Regions from separate parts of the Homo sapiens genome. Here region 2 is linked to region 1. The links are chromatin loops, found by intact Hi-C in ENCODE. Cell type or tissue: heart left ventricle. All regions are shown on one strand. Each heading gives the region's core, and the rest is flanking DNA. Links, peaks and the distances in the headings are about the cores only.

The links. A loop is a pair of places that touch in the nucleus more often than their neighbours do. Peaks named below come from ENCODE experiments on the same cell type or tissue, not always from the same donor. Only the 100,000 strongest peaks of a DNase experiment are listed, where the experiment ranks them.
Region 2: it touches region 1 in a loop (2.4-fold over the local background); 6 of 110 quality-filtered maps call a loop at or near these places.

The regions. Positions count from the first base shown.
Region 1 is chr2:181,580,118-181,588,563 of GRCh38, forward strand. All of the region lies in intron 2 of CERKL (CERK like autophagy regulator), which reads right to left. Among named protein-coding and RNA genes, the nearest start is that of CERKL, 73 kb to the right of the region's middle. In heart left ventricle, for the core only: no CTCF peak of the experiment used is centred there; no DNase peak of the experiment used is centred there; H3K27me3 peaks cover 2,315 bases.
Region 2 is chr2:181,691,079-181,699,524 of GRCh38, forward strand. It overlaps the pseudogene SAP18P2. Among named protein-coding and RNA genes, the nearest start is that of NEUROD1, 15 kb to the left of the region's middle. In heart left ventricle, for the core only: no CTCF peak of the experiment used is centred there; no DNase peak of the experiment used is centred there; H3K27me3 peaks cover 203 bases.

The DNA.
Region 1 (8,446 bases), core at 349-8,348:
ATTGCATTAAATATAAATTATCTTAAGATCAAATAATACTTTTGTGATGTTCAATTTTTCTGTATAGAAACATGGTATGTTTTTCCACATAAATAATCTCCTGTGTCCCTCAGTACCATGTTAAACATTTTAAGATAAGTGGTGAACAATTCTAGGTTTATCAGCTTTTCGTTGCTGCTGTCAACGTGTTTTTCCCCTAACTGATCTCCTAACTGGCTATAGCCTGCATATATCAAAACTATTGATTTCTATACCTAGCCCTTTCCTTAACTGCTTAATTGTAGGCCTTCCCTTTATTCACTTGGATTTTCCAGCTTAACAATTATTTTATCTGTAAATAATAATCATTTAATTTCCCCTTTCCAATGTTCATACCATTCATTTTCTTCAGCAGTCTACTTACATTAGTTCCACCAGAAAAATTTGACTAATAGTGCTCATAATAAAGGACATTCCTGTCAGTTCTAGAATAAGAAAACCTCAAATGTTTCTCCATGTAGGCTTTAAAATGTGATAAACATATTTATCATGTTGATAACCATATCCATCTATTCTATTAAGAGCTGTTTGACATAAGTAACACTGATCTCTAGTTTTCCTTTTTGAACTTGCATTGTCAGAATTTGGTATCAATTTCATGCAAGTTCTATAAATAAAATCTGGAGTTTTCTTTCCTTTTCTATCCTCTAAAATAGTTTAAATAGTATAGAAGTTTTCTGTTCCTGTTCCTTAAGGGTATAACGAACATCTCTGTGAAAATATCAGTCTGGTACTTTTTTAGAAGTACCAAAAAATGCCCGTTTCTTTGGTGTTAATTGATCTGTTTAGATTTCCTATGTCTTCTGGGTTCAGTTTGGTCATGTTCCCTTTCTTAGACAAGGTACTCACTCATTTTACCCTGCTACAAGGAGGCAACCCAGGTTTCCTCCTAGTTTCTAGACATATAGTCTTCCTCCTAACAGTAGCAATACTATTTCTCCCAATAATCAAAATTAATCATCTTTGCCAGCGTAGCATCTTCATTTTTTTCATTTGTTGTTTCAGTTATACAGTTCAGTAATGTGGCCAGGTTATTCTAAATGTCCAGTTCAATTGAACGACTATCATGTTCCCATGTGAAAGTATTGTTTCCTCACACTAAAACCTCAGTGTGTCAGCAAAGTTCAAAGTTGCAGAGGCAAGATGAAAAAATATTTTGAACATGTGATTAGATGTGAAGTAAAAGACAACACTTCTACCTCCACTTCTTGATTCATAGACCCCTGTATTATGTTTATGGAACTAAAAACTACTTTAATGTCACAAGGTTTCATCTTCCAGGTAGAATACAATATGCTACAACAGGAACATGGTAAGACCAGTGAATCCTGTAGTTGACAGCCAATTGCCTCACTTATTTTGATGTGAATGAGTCTCCTGATCAAAAGCAATATTATATAGGATGTCATATTATTGAATAAGGCTTTAATAAGGCCATGTTATTGCTGACAGAAACATGGTGGGCAGGGAATGCAAATCCAAACGTACAGTAAGCATTCATCGCAGCAGTGACAAACCACTGACCTTCCATAATGGAGCAAATCCAATGCAATCAACCTGCCACCAGGTGGCTGGCTGGTTGCTCTGGGACATGGTGCCATATCCAGGGCTCAAGGTTGATCTGTTTGCAGGTAGAACACTTGGCAATAGTGGCAATTCAATCAACCTTGGTAAGCAGCAGTGCTTATTAAATCCATTTATTTCTCCCATCCCTGCACCAGTGCTATTTTAAGTGTCCACTGCATAAGCCCTGAGGTTGCTTTGCAGTGATGCTGACTAACATCTGTAGAATAGGGCATCTTGCCTACCTATTTCCTCCTCTGAATGAATTTTCTTTGTTGAACGTTTACAAAAAAACATAAATCTCATTTTCTGTTCTTATTCTGTGAAAGTATACTTTCCACCTCATACATCTTTGTCACCAATCTTTCTCTTTCAACTCGACTAATTCACCAAACTCTGAACCACTGTCCATACACTGATAAACATCAATCCCTTGGCCATCACACCTTGACAATTAGTATCAACTGATTAAAATACCAGCCCCACTATTTGATGGGGGAATACTCTTGAGTGGGATTGTAATGCTTTAGCAGCTCATTTTTGTTGTATCATGCAGAACCATCTCTAAACTAGGTTCCTTTTATTTCCTTCAGTGTGCTGGTCATGGAAAATGTTTCATGAGGCTGCATATGTGTGGTGAAGAGGAAAAAGCAACACAGCAACAGTTGTAGGCCATCAGCATATTTAATGTACTACAGTCATATCTTCTTACCCTTTAGTAGTAGTATCGGTATAAAATGCCTTTCTACCTAAAATAGCTAGAATATTTTATTTTATTCAACTGAAATATTGTCAACATATATATATATATATATATGTTTTTTTTTTTTGAGATGGAGTCTCGCTCTGTCACCCAGGCTGAAGTGCAGTGGCTGGCGGGATCTTGGCTCACTCCAACCTCCGCCCCCTGGGTTCAAGTGATTCTCCCGCCTCAGCCTCCCAAGTAGCTGGGATTACTGGGATTACAGGTGCATGCCACCAAGCCCAGCTAATTTTTGTATTTTTAGTAAACACAGGGTTTCACATGTTGGCCAGGCTCGTCTTGAACTCCTGACTTCAGGTGATCCGCCCACCTCAGCCTCCTAAAGTACTGAGATTACAGGCATGAGCCATTGCACCTGGCCTCGTCAACATATGTTTCTAATAGACATCTCAAACTTAACATATTCAAAACTGATATTCTGACTTTCCCACCAAACCTAGTCTACCTATCCACAGTCTTGCCCATCTCACTAAACGACCACTTTATCTTTCCACTTTATCTTTGCTCAAGTCAGAAACTTTAGTGCCTTACTGTGAAAACTGGTAATTAAAAATTGCTTAATTAGTTAACTAAGCATTTATCCTACCTTTTTAATATGCGCTATATTTCTGGGTAATCAAATAACCCCAGTTGCGAAGTAACATCCATTTAAAAATAAAAACAAGGCCATTCATTTAGAAAAAAAAAAAAAGATTGAATTAGAAAGTCTCCATGTTGCCATCCCTAATTAAATAATTAGTTCAGGCAAGGATGATCAATGTGTGTTAAAACCATTAGGTGAAATATTTATTGAAAACTAGATATCTCTTCCCTACCCACCCCCCAACTCAACAAATTATCTAGTAGTTTCACATGAAACATTACAATAGAAGGATCAGGCTGTCACCTCCTTAGCTTAGCCTCATGAATAGTGAAATAGTCAGAATTAAGTGCTACCTAACATTAAGCACTAGAACTTATGAAGTATTCTTGCCCAAAGTATCAAACATGAATCTCAGTAAGCCTTTAGATTGAAAATTCAGTTTAGAGGAAATACAGGCAACAGAACAACAAGTTAAACGATATCACAAAGAAGCCATCGGATAGTGGTACAGCAGTAGTGCTCAAAGTATGGTCTTCAGAATGAAAGTCCAGCATCACCAGCAGCTCACTGGAAAGAGCAACTGAATCAAAATTTCTGAGAGTGGGGACTAGTAATCAGAGCTCTCCTAGTAACTCTTATGTATGATAAAATGTCTACAGGACAAATAATCTAGTCTCTTCCATAAGTCAATGTCAGAGAGAATAAAACATACGAAAAAACATGTTGTAATGTTACAGTTTAAATGTAATTAGTTAAATGAATGATTCTTGATCAGACACTAGTTGGTAAAAGTTAACTATAAAAGACATTATGGAAAATATGGAGAATTTGACTATGGACCAAGTATTAAATGTTAATAAGCAATTATCATTCATTGATTTGGCAGGTTAATGATATTTGGTTATCTGAAAAATATCTATTTTTAGAGCTACACACTGCAGCATTTTGGAGAGAACTATCACAATATCAACAATTTACTTTAGAACACATTGGCAGAATAAAATGTTTGAAGCAGATACAGAAAAATGTTAAGATCTGTAGAATCAAGGTGATAAAAATATGGGTGCCCACTGGAATACTGTTTATATTTTCTATATGTTTGACACTTTTCATAACAGAATATTCATGTAATCTTTGACTTATCCTCTTAATAACCGCCATATTGGCCAGGCATGGTGGCTCACTCCTATAATCCCAGCACTTTGAGAGGCTGAGGTAGGAGGAATGCTTGAGGCCAGGAGTTAAAGGCTACCCTAGGCAACACAGAGAGATATTGTCTCTACAGAAAAAAAAAAAGTTGGCTGGATACAGTGGCATATGCCTGTAATCTCAACTACTAGGGAGGTTGAGGTGGGAGGATCACTTGATATCAAGAGTCTGAGGCTTCCATGAGCTATGGTCACACCATTGCACTCCAGCCTGGACAACAGAGCAAGACCTTGTCTCAGAAAAGAAAAAAAAAATCTGCCATGTCTATGTTGGTAAATGACATGTCTCTGTCAGCCAGTTCTATCTGGAAAAATGAATCCAAAGTCTAAGCATGTCTCACCATCTCTCCCACTCCCAGCTTAATTTAAGTCACCATCTTTTGCCTGGATTAATCCATTTTTCATTTAACCTGTCTCCTGCTTGCCTGTATCAATTATTCCATCCACTCATATATACACCACTCTCTCCACTTAGTGGCCACATATCCATTTTAAAAGGAAATTATGTTACTTTTCTATTAAAATCCCCAAATAGCTCCCCGGTTTTTTTTGTTTTTGTTTTTGTTTTTTTCAGAATAAAAGTAAAAACTCATACAAAGCTTGTAAGGCCCTTCATGACCCACCCTCAGCCGCATTTGTGACCTACTCTTTCCCCTGCTGACTCCACTTGAACATGACTTTCTTGCTCAATTCTTTGCACTTTTCGTTTCCTCTGCTTGGACCATGTTTTCCTTCATATATCGATATGGCTCTCTTTCCCCATTACTTTCAGCTTTCTTCTAAAACTCCACAGTCAATGAAGCCTTCCTTGCCCACTGTGTATAGAAGAGGAAATATTTTCATCTGATTGCCTGGTAGTACATACCATCACTTGACATAATAGAAATACATTTATTTGATTTTTTTGAATTCCCCCTCTACCACTAGGATTTAAGCTCCTTGAGGTCAAGAACTTCATGATTCTGCTCTCTGCTATGTTTACTAGTTCCTAGAATAGTGTCTGGCACACAGTAGGTGCCCAATAAATATAAATAAATAACTAATATTCTTTTAAAAACCCCAAATTAAAAAATAAGTTATAAAGCTGCGATTTCAACTGCATTAAAGAAAACAAAAGCACAACACTGCAAAACAATCATTTAAGCAAAAAGCTTCTCTTTAAATTGGTATTTTATAAAGGAAGTCTAAAATTACAACTATTTCTATTAATTCCTAAAATAAGACAAAAATACTTAATAAAGAACCAGAGTTATCAAAGTTAAGTTTTCTGATAGGTATCTAGATCCCTTAGAAAAAATATTTAGCATGAAAAAACAAGCAACCCCTTATTACTGCCAAGTTTTAAAAACAAAAAAGCAATTCAGTCTCTATCTCATGTCTACTCCTTATATCTACAAACTTAAAGTCAATAGAAAAATCATATTTGAGAACTGGTAAAAAATCTTTTCTAAATTAAAACTCTAAATTAATAGTAGCATTGAAAATAAACACCGACCCTTTTGCTCAGAACTTAAATCAGTTTGCCTTCCAGAAACAAGTCATCAGTGATAAAATCAGACAGTGGACCTGAAAGCAGCAGCCCGTATGACACTAGTTTGTTTTGAAAAGCAAGCCCATTGCCTTATCCTAGACTTGAACTCAGAGTGCTGTCTCTCATCCCCATCGGGGCACAGAGCTTCATCATCTCACAAGAGAAAGGAAAATGCAAAAAAGCAGGTGGCCCAGGGGATGACAACCAGTAAGGAAAGATGAAGCCAAGACAAAATTCACCCTATGAAACTGCCAAATGATGCAGTAAACCTATCTCCCATGAAAGGAACTGTAACAATAAGATGACCTTAGTCACTAGGTTAGGAAGGTAAGAAAAAAAAGCCTTTAGATTGCAAGAAAATTGATAAAAAGGGAACAGCTTAATTTTTTTCATGAGAAAACAGACACACATCCTAACCCTCTTGACTAAACAATTAACATTTTTAGGTGACCTAGAAATAAAGTATAATGTAAGGACTTATGTAAAGTCATTAGGTACAAATAACTCTCTGGAAAACATTTTTAAAATGCTCCAACACAAGGCATCAGGTAGTCATGACCTTGCTCTGCTCTCATCCAATTATGACAAACTGTTTAATATGAAAGCTATATTGAGACACCTAAATCCCCTAAACTCCTTGAAAAAAAAAGATGAATTTCAAAGTGGTAATTATCACTTATTCATAACTTGACAACAGTGTAAGCATCCCCCAAGTAGACAATCCAAGATTAAAATATAGGTATAATTCAACATTAATATGCAACTGACTTGGTTCTCAGTCCTTTGGTAACTTCCCAATTCATACTCTAGAGTACAGACCTTTTTAGCACGCCAGTTTGCAATGAACCAGCAATGTAAAACAGAATGGCCAACTGTTCCTCTGTTGGTAACAAATGTGCTAATATATACTAGTTTAAACTTGATCTATCAGTGAGTCAATGAACCGTGAAGGGTGGGGGTTAATCAGGGTGTTCTCCAAACAAAGGCTCATGAGAGCGGCAGGGACGCCACTCCCAGACTCACATCTGTGCTGTTTTGAGTGCAGCATGATGGAAATGGCATGGTGTTCATCAAAGTTAAGAGCCCAGAACCTTGTCATACTCTTGTGTATATTCACCACTATTTTACACAGAAAAGCAACCAAGTTGTTGCAAAGATAAAACCCAAACACAGGAAATAGAAACCTCAGTTAACCACAAGTCTCAGGAGCTATTAATATTAAACTATGCCCAGTTAATGTGTAACAGTGATGGTAAAAGCCTTTCCTACATAAGATTTGACAACTTTCCAGTAGAGGTCTGAGTTAGAGATATTTTATATTGGCAATTTATATTAAAATGCATCAATTTCACCTTATTATCCACAAAAGCTTATAGATGCAGATCTTTACATACACAGATGAAAATAATTTTAATGCCGTAAGTCAAAGTAAAAACAAAGCCATGTAACTTCTAAATTTACATGCAGCCCAGCAATGTAAACATATCTCTGTTTCTAATAGCTAAAACTGACTGAACAGTAATTAGCAGAATCACCTGCTGCCGGAATAATCACCTCAATACTTCAGAATTTAAATGATAAAAGAGCTAAGACTATTTAAATAGAGAGCAAGAGAACAGCGAAGAAGAAAAATTCAGCCAAATGTGTCATCCATATATCTTTATCATTTTTTATCCTGATATAATGAATTTTTACTCATTTTAGAAGATGCTATAGAGTAGACCTATTTAACTATATCACTTTTCCTAATTAAAAATCCAGACTAAAAAGAGATATACGTAACTGGCTTTAGGAAATTCTTTTTCCCTACTCTACATAGAAGTCAACCACAAAATTAGTTAAAATAATTAGCATTTAAATACAATTAACCTCATAAAAAATCCAATTCAAATGATAGTTGTATATTTAATCCTTCATGAACTAGAAAATTATAAAATTATTAGAGAACACTTTTATGAATATGTTTTACCTTAATGATTTTATCAATTAAAAAGCTTTTTCAAAGTATCCTTTCTGGATCATATGTAAGTAATTAGGTGTGGCTTTTAAGATAAATTTTTAGTTATTTGCAGGGCCTCCAAAAAAAATAATTTTTAGCATTCCAAGAACATATGTTCCATTATAAAGAGTCGTGAAAAGACTTGTGTACTATATGTTGAAGACCAATTAGAGAGTTTAAAATTTTTAATTAAAAATAAACTGTATATTTATCATGTACATCATGTTGTTTTGAAATATATATACATTGTGAAATGGCTAAATTGAGCCAATTTACATATGCATTATCTCACATACTTATCATTTTGTGGTATGAACAGAAAATCTACTCTTAACAATTTTCAAGTATACTTTATAATTAACTATACTCACCATGGTATACAATAGACCTCTTGAACTTCTTCCTCCTATCTAACTGAAATCCTGTATCCCGTGACCAACATCTCCTTGATCCCTCAGCCTATCGCATACCCCTGGTCACTACCATTCTATTCTACTTCCTTGAGTTCAACTTTTAAAATTCCACATATAGGAAAGATCATGTGGTATTTTTCTTTTGGTGGCTGGCTTATTACACTCAGCTAATGTCCTCCAGGTTCAACCACGTTGTGGCAAATGACAGGATTTCCTTCTCTTCAAAGGCTGAATGGTATCCCATTGTGTATACACACCATATTTTCTTTATCACTTGTCCATTGATAGATACTCAGATTGATCCCTTATCTTGGCTATTGGGAACAATGCTGCAATAATCACTAAAA
Region 2 (8,446 bases), core at 300-8,299, 110 kb after region 1:
TGAGTGACAGTGACGAGAACAACTCCTGGATCTTGTCATTAAAATAAAGTGATGTGTCTATACCTTCTTCTTTCTCCTTTGTGCTGGCTGAAATGCAGACCCAAGGCACCACCATAGAGACAATGTGGCTGGCAATAAGATAGAAGGAATTGGGTCATTGATAGCATAACCATACTAGCTCTAGTCTGCTTACACAAGGACTTTCATTTGAATGAGAAAGAAATTTTTATTTTGTTTATGCTGTATCATTGTGAATCTCTCTCCAGCAACTGAATTCATATGCTAACAAACATAGGTAGTGATCCCTGTCACATCTCCATTATAGAACCCCTTTCCTTGCCTTGTGCAGATGAGAATCTTTAAGAATGTCAGTAGAATTACTGTACACTTATTCTTGGCCCACTGCAACCTCCACCTTCCGGGCTCAAGAGATTCTCCAGAGTAGCTGGGATTACAGGCACCCAACACCATGCCCAGCTATTTTTTTTTTTTTAAATTTTTAGTAGAGATGGGGTTTCACTATGTTGGCCAGGCTGGTTTTGAACTCCTGACCTCAAGTGATCTGCACACCCCGGCCTCACAATCAAGTAGTGATTTTTCAATGCAGATGCTATTCCACATGATATCTTTTAGTTGAGTAAATCAACACAATCCTGACACGTGACATTCAGCGTTTGTTCTGGCAATTTTTTTTATAAGAGGAAAAGGGTCTCACTATGTTGCCCAGGCTATCTCGAACTCCTGGCCTCAAGCAATCCTCCTGCCCTGAGTAGCTGGGATTACAGGCTTGAGCCATAATGCCAAACTAAAAACTTTTTGAAAAATCCCAATAAGTAAAGAGCACAAGAAGTAGCTTGCTTTGAGATATTCTATTTCAGGTATACCAACTATTTCACTCCTTGTAATATAGGAGGTGGCAGACACCCTAATTGCATCAAAAAGGTGCATGATTGACAGAGAGTGAGGAGTAAATCCAAGGAAAATTTAGGGTCCTGATATCTCAGTGAAAATACGGGGGATCAAATGAAATGGGGCAAACTGAGATTCTTCCAAAATAAAAAGCAATTTACTTCACTTTGCACCATCTATGACTAATATATTTTGCAGAGTTTTCCTCCCAAGATTATTAAATTAGATTAAATTAATTTAATTGAAGAGAAAGGGAAGCTAAATAAAGTCACTGTTCTTATCCATATCTAACTTTTGATTTTTTTTTTGGTGGTTATAAACAGCCTGGACAAATGGCTTGAAATATGAAAGACCTAGTACTTTTCATAGTTTGAATAAATTCTATACAGTGTGGGATAGGAAAGCCACAAATGATTTGCAATGTGAAGAAAACTTATTGTATAGATAGTTAGGAGATAACTTTAAAAATGTGAAATAAGGAAGTCAAAGATGCAAGGAAGAAATGTGCACGGTTAAATAAAATGAGAAACTAGAAGAATAAAATGAGTAAAATTATATATATGTAAGGTTTTTGAAAAAGAATCTTCACAAATTTCCCATGGAAATGTAAACTGGTATGGCCATTGTAGAAACATTCACATGGTTTCTCAAAACGTGGGAGTTAACATATGACTGAGCAATTTTACTCCTAGGTATATCCCTAAGAATAGGGAAGAAATATCCCTAAGAAACTAGAAAATATATTATCGTAAAAACTTGTACACAAATGTTCATAGCAACATTATTTGTAATAGTTCAAAAGTAGAAACAAGCCAAGTATCTATCATCTGATAAATGGATAACAAATTTGGTATATCCATACAATAGAATATTATTCAGCTATAAAAATAATAAATGCTACAACAAAAACAATCACTTGAGACACTATGCTAAGTGAAATAAGCCAATCACAAAAGGACAAATACTGTATTATTCTACGTATATGAGGTATCTAGAGTAGTTACAGTCATAGAGACAGAATGCAGTTTAGTGATTTCCCGGGACTGGAAGGAGGGAAGAATGGAGAGTAAACAGCTAGTGGGTAATGGGTTTCTTTCCAGGGTGATGAAAATATTCTGGAATTAGATAATGGTAATGGTTGCTCAACTCTATAAGTACACCAAAAACCACTGAATTGTATACTTCAAAATGGTGAATCTTATGGAATGTTAATTAGAGCTCATTTTTAAAAAATGAGTGGGAAATGCAATTGCAATATGTCTTCTCTTACCTTGTATGACACCATATGCTCTTGTTTTCTCTTTACCTCTTCGACCACTCTTTATGAGTTACTGTGCAGATTTCTCTTTTGCTCATCCCTTAAATCTTTGGTTTTCCTCAGGATTCTCTCCTAGGCTTTCTTCTGTTTTCTTCTTACACAATCTCTGCATTAGTTAGTAAGGCAGTTAATGCTTTGAACAATTTTCATATGCACAAATTTCATTTATTACTGTTCAGTTAAATGACACTAGACCCCACATGGTTTAAATTTCAGTTACGCAGTGTATTAATTGTGAGTAACTGCTTAACGTATAAGCTTCACTGCTAGCTCTTTAGTACACGAATCTCTATGTAAATAACAGACATATATCATGGTCAGTGACCAATCACATCAGTTGTTTCAAATTCTGTTAGTGATTGGTCACTGCCCATCTGTTATTTAGTTTATGCACAGACAGCAAAGCCTTAGTTGGGTGGCCTCCTTCTTTCCTAGTATTAAACCCATATGACATTAAAGAAATGAATATTAGAGAAAAGTGACCAACAGCAATTAAAGTGCAGCAAATAAATTAAAAACGATAATGCTGGAAGTGAAATTGAATGTGATGAGGAGATTTGAAAATGGAGACAGCAAAGTGAAGACAGGATGAGACCTAGGCCTGCCTGAAGCTAGTGAACAAATGATGTTGAAGAAGTCAGATCATTCAAAAACAAGGTAATGTAGCTTCAACATTGTTTAGTTTAAGTTGCACTCAGAACAGAAAGCTGCTTAGGGTAAAAATGGAGCATTTACTTCTACTTAGGATTGAACAGTGTAGTGAAAACAAAAACCCAATCAGCTTAACAACTATCATGCAGGCCAAACTCTGAAGTCAGGTGCTGCATTGAAAGGAATCAGTAATTACAAGGAGACCGAAGATAAATGTTTCCCTGACAGTGAAGGCAGATTTTAGTGTTTTAGAAACTGGCATGACTTCACAGTGTTTGAATTGAACATTAATGGGATTTTGGAAGAAATAGCTGACTGGGAATGTTGACACTTGCTATTCAAAAGACTCTAGGCTGGCAGCCACAGGAACTTCATTAAGGCAAATGTATAGACTTAAAAGAGTAAAGTGGTTGTGACAAAAAGGATGACAATATCCCAGAGGAAGTAACCACAGTAAAGAAAAACAGGCGGGCCGTAGGAGGAAGATGGCGGTGGGGTCGCGCGTTACCCGGGAGGAGATTAAGACGGAGCCAGAGAACCCGATCAACCGTGAGAAAACATGCCTGCTGCTGCTGCGCATCTTCACCACCAATAATGGCCACCACCACCGAACGGACGAGTTTTCCCGGGGAAACGTACAGTCCAGAGAGTTGCAGATCTACGCTTGGATGGATGCAACCTTGAAAGAACTGACAAGCTTGGTAAAAGAAGTCTACCCAGAAGCTAGAAAGAAGGGCACTCTCTTCAATTTTGCAGTCGTTTTTACAGATGTTAAAAGACCTGGCTATCGAGTTAAGGAAGTTGGTAGCACCAAGTCTGGCAGAAAGGGGACTGATGATTCCATGACCCTGCCGTCGCAGAAGTTCCAGGTAGATTACTTGGACATAGCAATTACCCCTCCGCATCGGGCACCACCTCCTTCAGGGCACATGAGACCACATTAAATTCTATTTACTATTTCTTGTGTTTATTTTTTGGTCAGTTATGTAAAATAAACTTACTCTTTTTCCTCCCCAGATTATTGTCATTAAGCCTTTGAATTCTAAGCAAATTATAATCCATCATCTATTTAGGAATTAGATTTGGATGTGCTATTGTATAATTACTAATACAAAGTCCATATGTTTCCAGCCTTTTTGTAAAATATGAAGAAATGCTCTTAGCATTCTATGTAAAACTGTACTGTTAAATATATGTGTGTAATAAAAAAAGCAACAGAAAAACAGACAAAAACCCTTCAAATTAAAGGAAATCTCAGAGATATTTTACAGCATTGAAAGGGCAAAAAGTAAAATGTTGGAAGGTGATCCAAACTTATAAAGGAGTGTAATAATTCACTAAGAAAAAATGCTTGTCCAAACTACTTTTGATACACTTTTACAAAGAAATACAACATTTGAACGCTTAATTATCTAATAAATTTTAGTATACTAAATAAATATTAATTTTATAAGTTTTTAGTTTCTCAAAATAAGAGTCTTCTTTAATATTTTAACAAAAAAATCTAAAGGTCTTGGACCAACTTTTCAGAGTTTCAGCTTGTAAAGTCATTTTTATTTATTTATTTATTTTTAAGACAGAGTCTCACTCTCACCCAGGCTGGAGTGCAGTGGCATGGTCTCGGCTCACTGCAACTTCCACCTCCTGGTTTCAAGCAATACTCCCACCTCAGTCCTGAGTAGCTGGAACTACAGGCATGCGCCACCACACCCGGCTAATTTTTGTATTTTTAGTAGAGACAGCGTTTCGCCAGGCTGGTCTCGAACTCCTGACGTCAAGCGATCCGCTGCCTCACCCTCCCAAAGTGCTGGGATTACAGGCATGAGCCACTGCACCTGGTGGTAAAGTCATTTTTTATGGTCCTGCACTACTATGCAGAGCTAGGGCTGCCTATATTCATTAGGATACAACTCAAACTGGTATAAGAAAAGCAGGCACTTCATTGGCTCACATATTTGAAATGCCTAGTCTTTGGTCTTGCTTCAGGCATGGCTGGATTCAGATTTGAAATGACATAAAAAGAACTCAATTACCCTTCATCTCAAACTTATATATTAGATTCCTTCTCAGGCTCAATGTGATGGCCTCCAGTTACTATCATCCTCATGGTGGCAAGATGGCTTCAACAGCTCTAATTTCATATTTTTCCTGGTTCCTAGGAAAACCTGGTTCCTGGTTCATATTTTTCATAGGTTCCTAGTCTAATGGAATTGAGTGGAGTAGACTTTTATTTCTAAGTCAGCAACTCCTGCACACATCCTTAGACTGACATTTACTTTACTAGTTGAGGCTGCCAACCTTACACCCCAATCACTGTGGCCAGGTGTGTTTCATATTCTATCCTTGGGGACAAATTTAGGCGGAGCCCCATCCAAATCACACAGATTATTGGTGAAGAAATGCAAAATACTCCAAAAAATTAAGGAGAATATGCTGGCAGACAGACAATAAACATCTATGAACTACCCTTGGTCCTACACCTTTAATTATCCCCCACATGAGAAGGGCTCCAAGATCTGTCCAGAAATTATGAAGTATGTTCCCTAACAAGACAACTCCCCTTGGATTCCCTGCAAATACCTCAAAATCAATGTGTTTGAAGGTGAACCTCTTATGTCCTCCACCCCCAACCCCAACCAAGTCTATGTCTCCTCTTCGTTCTCTATCTCAATGCATGTCATCACTATCCACGTTAGTTGCTCACACTAGAAATCTGGGAAATAGCTTAACTCCTTACTCTCCCTCACCCAAGACTAAAATTAATCACCAATAGACTCTTGTTAACTGTAACCCTGGTATTTTTTAATTCAACCTATTTCTCTTCATCAATACTTCTCTTGTCTCATTTCAGCTGCCATCTTTATCTTTTGCCTGCATCTCAGCAATAACCTTTTTAACTTAATGCCCAGTCATTGCTTTTGGTTTTTAAAAGGTTTGTTAAAACACACATGACATAAAATTTGCTTTTTTTTTTTTTTTTTTTGGTGGAAACTCTCTCTGTCGCCCAGGCTGGAGTGCAGTGTTGCAGTCTTGGCTCACTGCAACCTCCGCCTCCTGGGTTCAAGTGATTCTCCTGCCTCAGCTTCCCAAGTAGCTGGGACCACCGGTGCATGCCACCATGCCCAGCTACTTTCTCTGTATTTTTGTAGAGACAGGGTTTCACCATGTTATCCAGGATGGTCTCGATCTCCTGCGCTTGTGATCTGCCCACCTTGGCCTCCCAAAGTGCTGGGATTATAGGCATGAGCCACCGTGCCCGGCCATCTTAACCATTTTTAAGTGTACAGTTCACTAATATTAAAAACATTCACATTGTTTTGCAACCGTCACCACCATTGATTTCCAGAGCTCTTTTCATCTTGCAAAACTGAAACTCTCTACCAGTTAAACGATAATTCCCCTTTTTTCTTCCCCTATCCCTGGCAACCACTATTCTACTTTCTGTCTCTCTGATTTTGACTATTCTAGGTACCTCATATAAGTGGGATCAAGTGGTATTTGTCTTTCTGTAATTAGCTTATTTCAGTTAGCATGTATCAGAATTTCCTTCACTTTTAAGGCTTGAATGACACCCTGTTGTATGTATATATCATATTTTGCTTACCCATTTATCTATCTATGGATACTTGGCTAGCTTTCATGTTTTAGATATTGTAAATAAGGTTGTTATGAACATGGGTGTACAAATATCTCTTTGATCCTTCTTTCAATTCTCCTGGGTATATATCCAGAAGTGGAATTGCTGGACTATGTGGTAATTCTATTTTTAATTTTTTGAGGAAGTGCCATACTGCTTTTCACAGTGACTGCAACATTTTATGTTACTAACAATAGTGCACAAGGGTTTCAGTTTCTTCACATCCTCACCCACCAATACTTGTTCTGTTCTGTTTTTTTTTTTTTTTTGATAGTAGCCATCTTATGGGTGTGAGACACTAGACAATTGATTATCTTCTAAACTTTTTCCATACTGTAGCCAGAATTATCTTCAGTAAACATATCATGATCACGTAACCTTCAGTTGCATGTTTAAATCCTTCAGTGGCTTCTCATTAACTTCAGGATAGTCTGACCTCCTTTAACATGTTTTATAAAAACTCATTCATGATTTCTTCCCTGGCTAACTTTTCTAGCCTTACTTCTCAACTGCTCCCTTTTCCACCTCTTCCCCCTATAGCTCATCCTCCACTTCCTATATACACATATACACTCTATGCATCAGTCACTCTGAAATTTGTTCAGGTCTGTGAAAATGCTATACTTCCCCTCATCCCCAACACTATTCCTTCTGACAGATGCGCTTTCTCCCTCATCACCTGGCCAACTCCTGCTTATCCTTGAGGTCTCAAGATAGCATTTTCTCCAGGAAAATTCCTTAATAAATTCCCTCCACCAAGCTTCATTAGTACCCTTACTGTGTGTTCCCAGAGCACTCAACCTTTGCCCTAACAAAGTACTCTGTGTCAATCACACTCTGTAACTGTCTGCTTACTTATCACCTTTCCTCTAATTCCATGCTGGCCTATGTGGCTCTTGGACACTAAACTGTAACTAGTATGACTGAGGAACTGAATTCTTAATTTCAATTGCTACAAATTGTAAATTAACACTGATATCTGAATCAGTTACAGTAAAAATTTAAAGATGTTTGGAACAACTTGGGTATGTGAGTCTACTTTTTCAACTGTAAGTTGATGAGATCTAAATACAGATGAGAATTAAGCATCTGAATTGAGATGTGCTGTAAGTATAAAATACATTGAATTTTGAAGACTTAGTACAAAATAAGGAATATAACTTTTTAGATAGGTTACCTGTAGAAATAATATTTTTGATATAGCAGTTTACATAAACTATTTAAATCAATCTTATTTATAATTCAGTCACTTTTTAGTATAGCCACTAGAAATTTTTAATTACATATGTGGCTTACCTTATATTTCTATTAAACAGCACTGACCTAGACTATAAATTCTGTGGAGACAGGAATCACAACTGTCTTCTTTACTTATTTTTAAAATTTTTATAGCATTCACCATGCGTTGGGTGTTAATCTATGCATTAACTAGGAATTGCAAGCATTAACTATTTTGATCCTTTTAACAACCTTTTGAGCTAAGTAGTATCATTATCCACATTATACATATGAAGAAATTTACACAAAAGGATTCACTTAACTAGATCAAGGTCACAGAGTTGACCCTATGGAGTTAGACTGTAGAGGGGATACAGAAATTATACTCCCAATAACTTTGTTATACTGTTTCTTGTTGGTTCTCTTATTACAGGTGTCCAGAGAAAGAATTACTACCCAACTTTTTAAATTAACAACCATCATGATTCAATTACTCTTTTAAAATTAATCAATCTGTTCATTCCATAAGTATTAATTGAACTCTTAGTGCCAGGTACTGTGCTGGGTAATAAGGACTCTAAGTTGAGTGAAACAAATGCTTTATTTATAAAGAAACTCTTTCTGATGGTGGTGACAATCATATAATGAAATAATAATAACAAAATATTATACAACACAAATATACATGAAGAATCACCCATATCAGCCTGGAG